Linked DNA regions of Homo sapiens: region 2 is linked to region 1. Evidence: read pairs that join two places in POLR2A ChIA-PET (ENCODE). Cell type or tissue: CD4-positive, alpha-beta T cell. All regions are shown on one strand. Each heading gives the region's core, and the rest is flanking DNA. Links, peaks and the distances in the headings are about the cores only.

Region 1 (5,312 bases), core at 243-5,242:
TTTTAGCCTTTCTGGGTTTTGTTCCCTCCATTGTAAAATGAAGATGAAAAACTAGAAAATTTCTAAAGACAGTTTCAGCTCTTAAAAAAGTGGGAAGAATAAAACCTGGGACTCTAAAATCTACTCATCCTAAAGATACATCCTTAGACCAGGATGCCTAGATTATTTGAGGTCAAAAGAACTTAAACGTCATAGTTCAATCTCTTAGTTGACAGAGGAGTAAACTGAGACTTGGAGAGGTGGCTGTGCTTGGCAAAGCTCACCGGGTTCATTGGTTGGAGCAGAGCTCCACACGGAGCCAAGGCTCCTGGCTTACAGATCCAGATGAGACCACCCTCAGCCTTCCAGACCATGGCTCCTGGCTAGGGCTGCTGATCTCCCAGGGTGCATTTCACAGCCCAGACCAGCCCACAGAAAGAGGGAGAGAGGGTGATGTGTGAACTGCTTCAGAGCGAAACTTGAAAGGAGATGAGCCGAAACTCGAAACAAGATGAACTGACTGTGTCCTGGCTCAGAGTAAGCCGTGGGTGGGCTGGCCTTAGACCCAGGTCTGGAAGCCCCGGCCAGCGCCTTTGATGGGGCCTAGCAACTGGGCCCAGCTCAGCAGTTTCTGACAGTTTCAGCCTCGAACAAGCAAAACTCAGGCCGGAGTTCATGTGAAGTAGAGAGCTCACATGAACACCCAGCTCAAAGTGAAACGTGGGGCAGTGAGAATTCACACAGCCTGAAACCAAACAGGGAAAAAAGACATTTAATGAGTGCCCTTCAGCTCACCAGCACTGCCTGCCTTCCCTACAATTTACTTCCACCGTTCAGCCTAACTCAATTTCGGGAGTCACAACTACCTCAAAGGCAAGACAGTGCATCCACAGAAGGAATACTGGGGTCCCAGAGATCTGGGCTAGAATCCCGGACCTATGGTTTAGTGCTGTGCATCCTCAGGGTAGTGACTTCACTTCTCTGAGCTATAGTGTATGGATAAGGGAAGGATAATAAGACCTGCTTTACCAAGCTGTTAGCCATAGTATCAGCAGTAGAAAGTGCTGTTGAGCTCTGTGTGCCAATCTGCTCTGTGATTTTTATTTGATATTCCTTTTAACCCTTTTTCCAGCAGTTCCATGCCTGTCCCATTGACATCTTCATTTCTATAAACAGTTCTATTGAGATATAATTTACATACCATAAAATTTACCTGTTTCCAGTGTACCAGCATCATTTTATAAAGGAGAAACTGATGCTCAAAGAGGTTGAGTTTGCCACAGATCACGTGGTACAGGACAGGTATGGGCAATTTTTTTCTGTTAAAGGCCAGATGGTAAATATTTTTGGCTTTGGGGCCTTAAGGTCTCTGTCACAACTACTAATTATTCCTTTGTAGTACCCAACAGCACAGAAAATATGTAAACAAATTGGTGTGGCTATGTGGCAATCTTTTTTTTACAAAAGCAGGTGGCAGAGTTGGACCTGCTGGCCCCTGGTGCGTGATCTTCCACTACTTAAGACTCTATCATGATTGCCCAGGCCATTGAGAATTATATCTGACTTCCTTGTGTTCTAGAGGCCCCCAGGACCTAGCCAGGACTCCCCAGGGCAGGCGGACCCGCTGGCTGGTGCTCAGTCTCCCACCTCTCCCCACTCAAGCTTGGTCAATCTCTTCTCTCCTTCTGCAGTGTTCTGCTCTCTTTTGCATGGCTGGTTTTCTCTTTTCCTTTAGGTCTCAGATTAAATGCTGCTTCCTCACAGAGCCCTTCCTGACAATGCTACAGATCACTTGCTGGGATTCACTATACTTCCCTTGCTTGCCCCCTTCAAAACACCCAACTCTTCTTGCAATTTTTTTATTAATTTGTGTCTTTGCTTTTTTCTTCATCAACTTCCCTCATCAGCATAAACTCCACAGAACAGGAATCATACACATCCTGTTCTATATCCCTCTCTGATCAACACAAAGAAGGGGCACCATGTGAATTTGTGAAATGGATGCAAGTGAGGCACTGGCCCTTCTTTTGAGTTTCACAGTCCATGCTCTGGCCATTTGTCCACTGCCATCCATGGCCTCCTGTAGACAACCTTGGCAGAATTAAGAGCATCCCTTAATTCCTTGCTCCTCCCACCCACCCCCCAAAGCTGATTCAAGCTTGGCAATGAAGATACATATCCTTAACTGATATCAGTAGCTTTGATACTGTGGGTAAAAAAGCTCTAAAATTATTTTTTGGCAGGGCGCAGTGGCTCATGCCTGTAATCCCAACACTTTGGGAGGCCGAGGTGGGTGGATCACCTGAGGTCAGGAGTTTGAGAGCAGCCTAGCCAACATGGTGAAACCCTGTCTCTACTAAAAATACAAAAAAATAGCTGGGTGTGGTGGCGGGTGCCTGTAATCCCAGCTACTCAGGAGGCTGAGGCAGGAAAATTGCTTGAACCCGGGAGGCGGAGGTTGCAGTGAGCTGAGATTACACCACTGCACTCCAGCCTGGGTAACAAGCGAAACTCCGTCTCAAAAAAAAAAAAAAGATTTTTTTCATCCGCCATCCTCCTACTCCAAGTTTCTTAAAGAGATTGAGAGATGGTCTGAAATGTGGGATTGGAGCTATGACAAGGGAAGATTTTTCCTGAAGACTCAGGCTGATGGAGTCCTGGGTACTCCCGTTCTTAGGGACTGAACAAGACATCCCTTGTCCCCAGTGCAGCCTCTGGTTTCTTCTCTCAGATGCAGGAGAAAAGTAAGAATACCCCCTCCTGTCTTTTTATTAATTTCCTTTCTGGTTGTCCGAACAACTGTTTTCGTCCTGGAAACATTTAGAAATTGTACACATGCTCCTTATTTTCGACCTTTCCTTTACTTCTCTTCACTCATTGAAACCCGCTTGAAAGGCTGGGGGCAGCCTGCCAATTTCTCTAACCCTAAAAGAAGAAAAAGAAAACAACATAAAACCTCAGGCAAACGTGTTTAAAATGCAGACAGTGGTTCACTTCCATTTTCATCTTCCAGTATCAGTCTGTATAAATCAGAAGCTGGGGTTGCTGGGTTATCATGTACATTCTTGATTTGCAGTGATGCAAGTCACTTTATTCAACATCAAGAAACAAATGTGGATGCTGCTCCAGGGATGAAAGGGTTTCTCCGTTCAAACTCCGCTCTCTGGAATGTGTTTAACTGAGTAGAAGAAGATGATCGAATAAGCGGACAGTCTCGTCTCATCACGGGTGTTCCCTAAACTCTGTGTTTCTGGATGTGCCCTGCTGGTCAAAATTGGAAACAGGTTGGGAGAGTTGAAAGAGTCCCAGTCATGTCTACTTGAATTTGATTGTTGACTTCATCAATGACTTTCTGTCGGAAGTTAGCTACATTTTTCAGTCTTTGAGATCTTTAGCTTTCCTTTAAACTAAGTCAGAATAACAGTACTAATGCTGCAGGCTGACTTTGGTAATAGAGGTGTCGTCTGTGTAAGGGGTCAGTATGTGCCCATCTCATCGAAGGCCCTCAATAAAAGGAAGGCAGTGTTATTGTGACAACATTTTCTCTAGTCTGTGGCCTTGGCTGTGGAGTGTTCTCCTGCACATCATGCATACAAAACACCCCATATGTTTGATGTGAGCTCCGGGGTCTGCGACCAACCGTGATTTGAAAAGCAGATGTTATTAATCTTCTAAACACTGCACATCAGCCATGATGTCATTTAGGACTGACAGTGGATGCGCTGCCTCCTTCCCTTTTGGAGATAATTATTTTGAAGCACTAGGAGAGGCCGTTTGTTTTTTAAGACAGTTGGGGCCAATTTGCCTTTTGAGAATCCAGTGGCAGCCTGTAATGAAAACATGAAAATAAGCACGGGCCCCAAGCTCAGACATTCAAGGCAGGAAGGCTGCAAAGCAGAGCAAAGCTCCATGTGGACCGCGAGTGCCTGCCTGTAACCTATGGAAGAGTGGAAGGAAGGTGGTGGAGAAGCCAGCTCCTGGAAAAGTGCCGCAGCAAGAGGACATGCTCGTCGTGGCATAGGGAATGTCTCACAGAGTCCAGACTTCAGAATACTGAAGGAGCTATTTCCAGGTTTGAATTGCCTAGCAATGAGGCTCTATTATCACAAACCAGGATGGGATGGGCCCATCTCTGGAAGCAGTGCAGGAATACATTCAACTCAACAAATGTTCATTGTGCACCTGCCATGTGGGAGAGAATGATGACCACAGGTTTATGGCTCCTTCCCTGGAAGGAGCTCAGAGACAAGGGTAAGCTGATATTGACCACACATTGTGTAAGGCACATGATGGGCATCCCTCATCTGATCTTCTTCCCATAGCACCGCAAAGTAGGGAATGTACAAATCCACAGAGATAAGGAAGTCTGAGAGGCAGGAACAACAGACAAAGGGTGTCAAGTACTAGGACCTTAGAGAATAGGTGAGAAGGCAGCAAATCACTTGGCTGACAGTAAGAACAACACCAAAGTGTCTGCCTGGGGTAGGGGCATCAAGGGCCAGGGAGATGTGCACTGGGGAGTCCTGGGGAGGCTGAGGATGGGACAACCACTTGCCTCTGAAGGCCAGATTCAAGGTCAGACTGAATACAGGATGACTGGCCAGGAGGCTACTTCCACCCTGCCGCAGCATGAACTGCTCCTTCCACCCTACCCTGCCAGAGACAAGAGACATGGAGTTTAGTCTGTAGAAGAACTGAACTAGGAAGGCTCCAGATCCCAGGTAGCCCAGTGAAACCAAGAAGATTTGGTGAAAGTGTAGTGACTGCATGGTGAGATCCTTCACACCCGTTGCCTCAATTCACTTCCCCTACTTGGCCACCAGAACATGGTTAGGATGAGAGAGGCCAGGCAAGGGATAGGAGCTTTATCATCATTGGAAACTCTGAGCAGCTGATGATCCAGGACCTACAAATATTAAAATTTGGAGTTGAACCAGTGAAAGAGCTAAGTCTTTTATCTATTTTAAAGCAAAGTGTTTGACAAATCTCACCCAGCACACGCAGCCTCCACACAAGCTATGGCTCCACGCTGTTCATTGTCAATGGGCAACAAAGGATCATATGTATTTGAGAAAAGCATGAACTTCAGACTCTAAATCTAAAAGGAAAAGGAGACACTGCAGGGAACAGAAGATAATTATATAATTTAGAGAAATAAAAGAAGATACTGCATCTATTGCAAAAGAATAAGACGCTATTAAAAGAAAACATTTGGAGCAAAAGAAAACTGTCTCAGGATTCAAAGTGCGTTAGCACTTAACACTACTGAGTTACACGCTGAAAAATGATTAAGAGGGTGGATTTTATACTATATATATTTTGCGCAGTTAAAA
Region 2 (5,312 bases), core at 147-5,146, 1.0 Mb after region 1:
TGAGGCCTCGGGCCCAGGGTATTTCTGAGCTGGGGATAGCCCTGGAAGGATGTGGCTGAGGAACCAGTAAACAGTTTCAGCCTCAGATGCTGAGGGGAAGGCCATGCTAGATTTAGTGCCATCCCTCAAGGAAGGTCAGGACCTGCCTCCTCCTGGAAGCCTGCCCTAGCCTGAACCTTCCAGCACTGGACACTGCATTTGATCCTGTCCACTGGTGGTCTCAAATCCCTATGTAGGCCTTCCCTGCAGACCACCGAGGGCTCTGGGTCATCCATCATCATGACAGCCACCTCGCTCAGAAAAGATCCACATTCCACTGGGGGAAAACTGAGGCTTAGGGAGATCTGAGACTGGAACCCAGTTGTGTCCCCGAAGCCCGCAATGCTCTGCTTCCCTCTAGGGCTGCAGCTGGGTAAGTGACCAGGGGTCCTGGGATCTCTAGAGCAACGGCCACATAGTGGGCGGAAGTCTGAGATCCCTGGGCTCAATCCAGCCATTGGAAGCTGCAAAGGCCAAACCCAGGCTCTGGTTCCTGGGTTCTGGGTGAGGCCACGACACAGCCAGCACCATTTATCACTACTGAGAAACCAGCAGAAGCAGCTCGAGGCCTGGTAAGGGTTGTCCCAGGTGCTAAGAAGCTGACTCTGTCTCCGTGGTGGGAGGAACCGTTGCAGAGCAGGTAGAAAACAGGCATCTGGCCACACCCTTCTCCTGGAAACGTCCAAGGTGGGGCTCAGACCAGGGTCTGTAAAGGCGATGTCACACACCACACGTTGTTCCCTGCATAGGGGTCAGGGGGTAGGCCGCCCTGGACAGGTTTCCCCAGAGTCTCATTAGCAATTGTGACCTTGCTGAAGTCCACCTGCTCCAGGGACCGGCTCAACTGAGGCAGGGGAGGGGGGCAGCCGGGAGAGGGGCTTCAAATCCCAAGCTCTACAGGGCCTCTCTGGGGCTCCCAGAGCACCTTCTACACTGGGAGAGGTTTCCACACGGGGCAGCTCAAACCCAGAGCCCTTCCCAAGGGTGGAACTCAAGAAATCTGAAGCTACTGCAAAAGCCCAAAGTGATGAAAGGAGCCACCTACGGCATGACTCCATGGATACGAAATGTTCATAAGAGGCAAATCCACGGACACAGAAAGTAGCAGTTGCCAGGGGCTGGGGGGAGCCAGTAGGGGTGTGAGGGGTGGCTAATGGGCACAGAGTTTCTTCGGGGGGTGATGAAAATGCTCGGGACTTAGACAGGAGTGACGGCTGCACGACATTGTGAATAGATCCAAAACCACTGATTGTACACTTTAAAATGGTCAATTGTACATCATGTGACTCTTACCTCAACTTGAAAAAACAGCCTCAGTACCTGTCCCAGGCTACCTCCCAGCCCCCATCCTTCCTCAGAGGAGGGGTATTTGCCTTTAAAAGTGAAGCTGGGAAATCCAGAAAGCACTTAAGGAGCGCTTGAGATGTGGGACAGGGTATGCACCCACACACGCACAGAGGAAGCCACCAGAGCTCCCAGGCCGCACAGCCTTGAGGACCGAGAGGACTGGATTCAAATTCCTCCTCGGCTGTCTCCTGGCCTCGTGACTGAAGGTGAGTCACTTTCTCAGAGCCTCAGCTCCCTCAACTTTAAAGGAAGGGTCAGGTCAGCCCTGAGCCAGAGCCGGAGATCCAGGAAACTCACCAAACGGTCACTATCATTCTCTTGCTTTCCATTCTGAAACTTTCCCCACTCCCTATGGTCCTTTCCAAGGCATCATCGCTGCCCAGCGAAGAAAGCAAGAGGATGTTCTCTGAGCATAGCAAAGCGCCCTGCAAAGACCTGCAAGACACTCCCAAAAAAACGCTGGCTTTGGAGGTCTATGCACAAAAAAAAAAAAAAAAAAAAAAAAAGTCTAAAAATAAGGCCCCTAAAATGCCTCTTCTTAGGCTCCAAAACAGGGCAATGCTAGATAAGCTCATTCTTGATGCCTTCATGGGTTTAAGCATTCCACAGGGGTCTGTCACCCGTCTCTCTTCTAGAGGGACTTTGCAGAGGCTCCTGCTCCGTTCCTCACACATGCGCACTCACCCAGCGAACACGCCCACCGCCGAGGAGCGTGGAGACACAAAAACGCCTGGAAAAGCCCCATCCGGGTTTCAGGGGGAATTCGAGCCTTCCCCACCCCTGAAGCCTCTGGGGCGTCCCCTCCCAAATGGGAGGATTACAGATTCCATGTTCAGAGCTGGAGAGAGGTGGTCTGGAATACACTGTGCAGGAGACGAGTATTTTTCTCCCTACTGGTGCCTTTCAATTGATACATTTTTTTAAGCTGAGAACTCCTACTGATAGTGCAGAAATGAGTCATAGATCAAGGAAGGAGACAGCCAGGGAGGCAGCGCGTGTGAGTGAGGGACACTGGCAAGGGAACCTGACAGTCCCCGCGCCCCCTCCCCCCATGCCAAGACATTAATTCTCACAAGTCGGAGAAAATTACTATGCATGAATGCAAAAAGCATGATCAGGAGTAATTAACATGGCTTCATATGCAAATTTTATTAATGCAGAAGTACAAAGTCATTATGCAAATGAAACTTACGTCAACTCTCTTGACAAATATTCATCTCTGAGGCTCAAGTTTCTCCCTTTTTATTTATTTATTTATTTATTTTTCTCTCCCCCCTCTCTTTTATCTTGGGCTTCTTTTTTTTTTCTTTTTTCTTTTTTTGGTGGGGGAAGGACAGCGGGGGGAAGGAGGTGGCGCTGGTGGACGCTACAGCGGTGGCAGCAGCAAGCCACAAGGACTGTTTGACAAGTTTGCAAAGTTGTTTTCCAACCAGAGAAATTTATTCTTGCATTGTTGATTTTTTTTTCTTTTTTTTGGTTGTTGGCAGGTACAAGACAGCTCATAGGAGAAGGGGGAAAAAATTAAAAAAATTAAAAAAAAGCTCTGGGCAGCAGGCAGCCAATCAAAACGCCAGAGCCTGTAATGAGGGCGATTGATGGCTGTTTGGCTTTTACTGCAGGGTAATGAACTAGAATCCAGTCTGAGGAGGGGGAAAAATATGAATATTCATGAGACTGTGCTCCTGCCTTTGATGATTAAAGAAATTTTTAATATTCAAATAAGCGCTTGCCAAGTGATTAACAAAGAACAAGCACGCAGAAATATGGAAATGGGAGCCGGGAAAGATTTGAGAGGCGAACGTACTGTGCAGGAAAGGCAGCGCCAAATTTCATAAACAAGATAGGCAGATAACCCAATTCGCACGCGGGCAAATAAAAATATTTTTTTCTGATCACTTAAATATTTTGCCAGCTACTTTGTCTTAAGGATGATAGAAAAAAAATGCTAAGTATTAAGAGCGTGAGGGGGAAAAGAAATAACGTGAAGTCAAATGCCTGGCTCACATTTAAAAATCATTATCCTGATCCTAGCTCATCTCCTCCCACCCCAACGGGAAATTAGGATTCTTTTTCCGGTTTGCTACAGAGGGAAGATGGAGGAGAAGCCAGCACAGACTTGAAACTCCAGTGTGTGAGATTCAGGCCTGCCTGTTCTGGGTAGGCACAGGCATGAACTGTGGTCATCTGGCACTTCTAGGCTGGTCCAGAGGGAACCCTGATGTCTAGAGGGCAGGGGATGTGACGCTGGAGAGCTCAGGCCTCCTGGAGGCTCAGGCCCTGGTCTAAACACAAGGAGAAGATGGTCTTTAGGAGAGCAGGGGGCACCTCTTGAGAAGCTGAAAGGGCTCTGATCTTCAGCACAGGGCCTGGCCCGGGGATCTTCAGGGCCGTGAGGAAAAGCGCCCTCCACCCATCCCAACGGCTCCAAGAGCTGTCTGCTAAGACTGCACGCTCATATTTTAACAGCTCCACCATGGGTTCACATTGAAGCACATAATAACAGTATTAGCTGGTAAAATGATCCTGCAGTTAAAATACATCTAATTAGCAGCCCATGACATCCATTTTGGCAATTTCCTATTTGAAAGAAGTGGAGTGCAACCTTAAATGAGACAGGAACTGGGTGTTCACCTGACAAGACTGGCCTTCTCTCATCATTTGTCTTTCTCTCAATCCCTTTTTTTGGGGGGCTGTGGGGGGTGTAGAGGGGGAGTGGCTGAGACAGCAGGAATAGAGAAGAACAATTCTAGGGAGACTTCTTCGTTTGCTCAATTTCAGAGCTACACAGGTCTTTGGGGTTGAGGGTGACTCAAAAAATAAATTCCTTCACTCCACAGGTATTATTTCATTTCTTTTTTTTTCTTTTTTTTTTTTTTTAGCTTTTAATTACCAAGGTCTAGGAACCAGCAATGACTGGAACTTGTTTTCCATTTCATTGTAAAATATATACCAACAATCATCATCATAAAGCAGAAAGGGAAAGCAAAGCATTTAAGTGAACACGCAGGTTACCATGAAAAGCTGCAAGTCTAGGGTGGGTCCCCAAGGCAGGACCAGAGAGGGAGTGGGTGTGCCACGTGGCTCAGCTCACTGCCCCAGAGCATCTGGGGGACCTAGAAATGCCAGGCAGGGCGATGGAGCTCCCCAGGCCCCACCTCCCACTCCTGGATTCTCATTCTCCATCAGACACCACTGTTTTGTCTGGGCACCCGATGGCCATTACGGGTCTCTAGTCCCTTGTTGCCACGGGTTTTGGCTTGGGGGTGAACATGTAGGTGTCCTTGGAAAGAAGAGCAACGAAAAGGGAAAGTCAGGTCTCACAAGGGTTTGCACAGCTGTGTTTAAAGAGTTCCTTCGGGGTCATTACACGGGAGACATAAAAACAGTTCGAATCTACGTTTGGCCTCTATGTGGGCGGCTAGCTGAAAGACAGCAGTCCTTGCAGGTGGCTGAGGAGGGTAAGAATTCACATGCAGGTGAAAGAGCCTGTCCAGCATCCTTCATCAACCATCTAGGCCCTAATGGATCCAGAGAGGGTCACTGAGGAGTGCCAGGCTGCAGGAAGTGAGGTGGGTTCACCAGGGGCCTCCAGGAACATGGGCAACTGCTCATCTTTGGGTTGAGACCACTTCTACCATCACTTCCACAAACGGCCATCCAGAGATTCCCCACAGGCCACCCACGACCCTGTGTGGCCACCAGGGTATCCACCTGCACCCACCGTGAGAAGGCTTGGCCGTGAGGGAGACTAGAAGCACACCTCAGGGAGCACCCTGAGCCAGGCTGCCCTACTCTAAGCTCCTCCTCTTGGAGCACTTCCGAAATCTCATCCCAGAAAATGGAGAGGCAGAGCCAAGGAATGATCGCGTCCCCCACCGACACTACCAAAACCTTTCTCCTCCTTCCACCAGAGATTGGAAAGGGAA

What was found. Peaks named below come from ENCODE experiments on the same cell type or tissue, not always from the same donor. Only the 100,000 strongest peaks of a DNase experiment are listed, where the experiment ranks them.
Region 2: POLR2A ChIA-PET joins it to region 1 with 5 read pairs; 4 of 35 experiments call an interaction of 5 or more read pairs at or near these places.

Annotation. Positions count from the first base shown.
Region 1 is chr14:98,226,940-98,232,251 of GRCh38, forward strand. All of the region lies in intron 1 of LOC105370656 (a long non-coding RNA gene), which reads left to right. Among named protein-coding and RNA genes, the nearest start is that of LINC02295, 94 kb to the left of the region's middle. In CD4-positive, alpha-beta T cell, for the core only: no CTCF peak of the experiment used is centred there; DNase peaks (open chromatin) are centred at 572 and 2,922; H3K4me3 peaks cover 1,151 bases; H3K27ac peaks cover 2,727 bases.
Region 2 is chr14:99,232,989-99,238,300 of GRCh38, forward strand. All of the region lies in intron 2 of BCL11B (BCL11 transcription factor B), which reads right to left. Among named protein-coding and RNA genes, the nearest start is that of BCL11B, 37 kb to the right of the region's middle. RefSeq lists an enhancer at 4,182-4,706. In CD4-positive, alpha-beta T cell, for the core only: no CTCF peak of the experiment used is centred there; DNase peaks (open chromatin) are centred at 1,513, 2,073, 2,403, 2,833 and 2 weaker places; H3K4me3 peaks cover 5,000 bases; H3K27ac peaks cover 5,000 bases.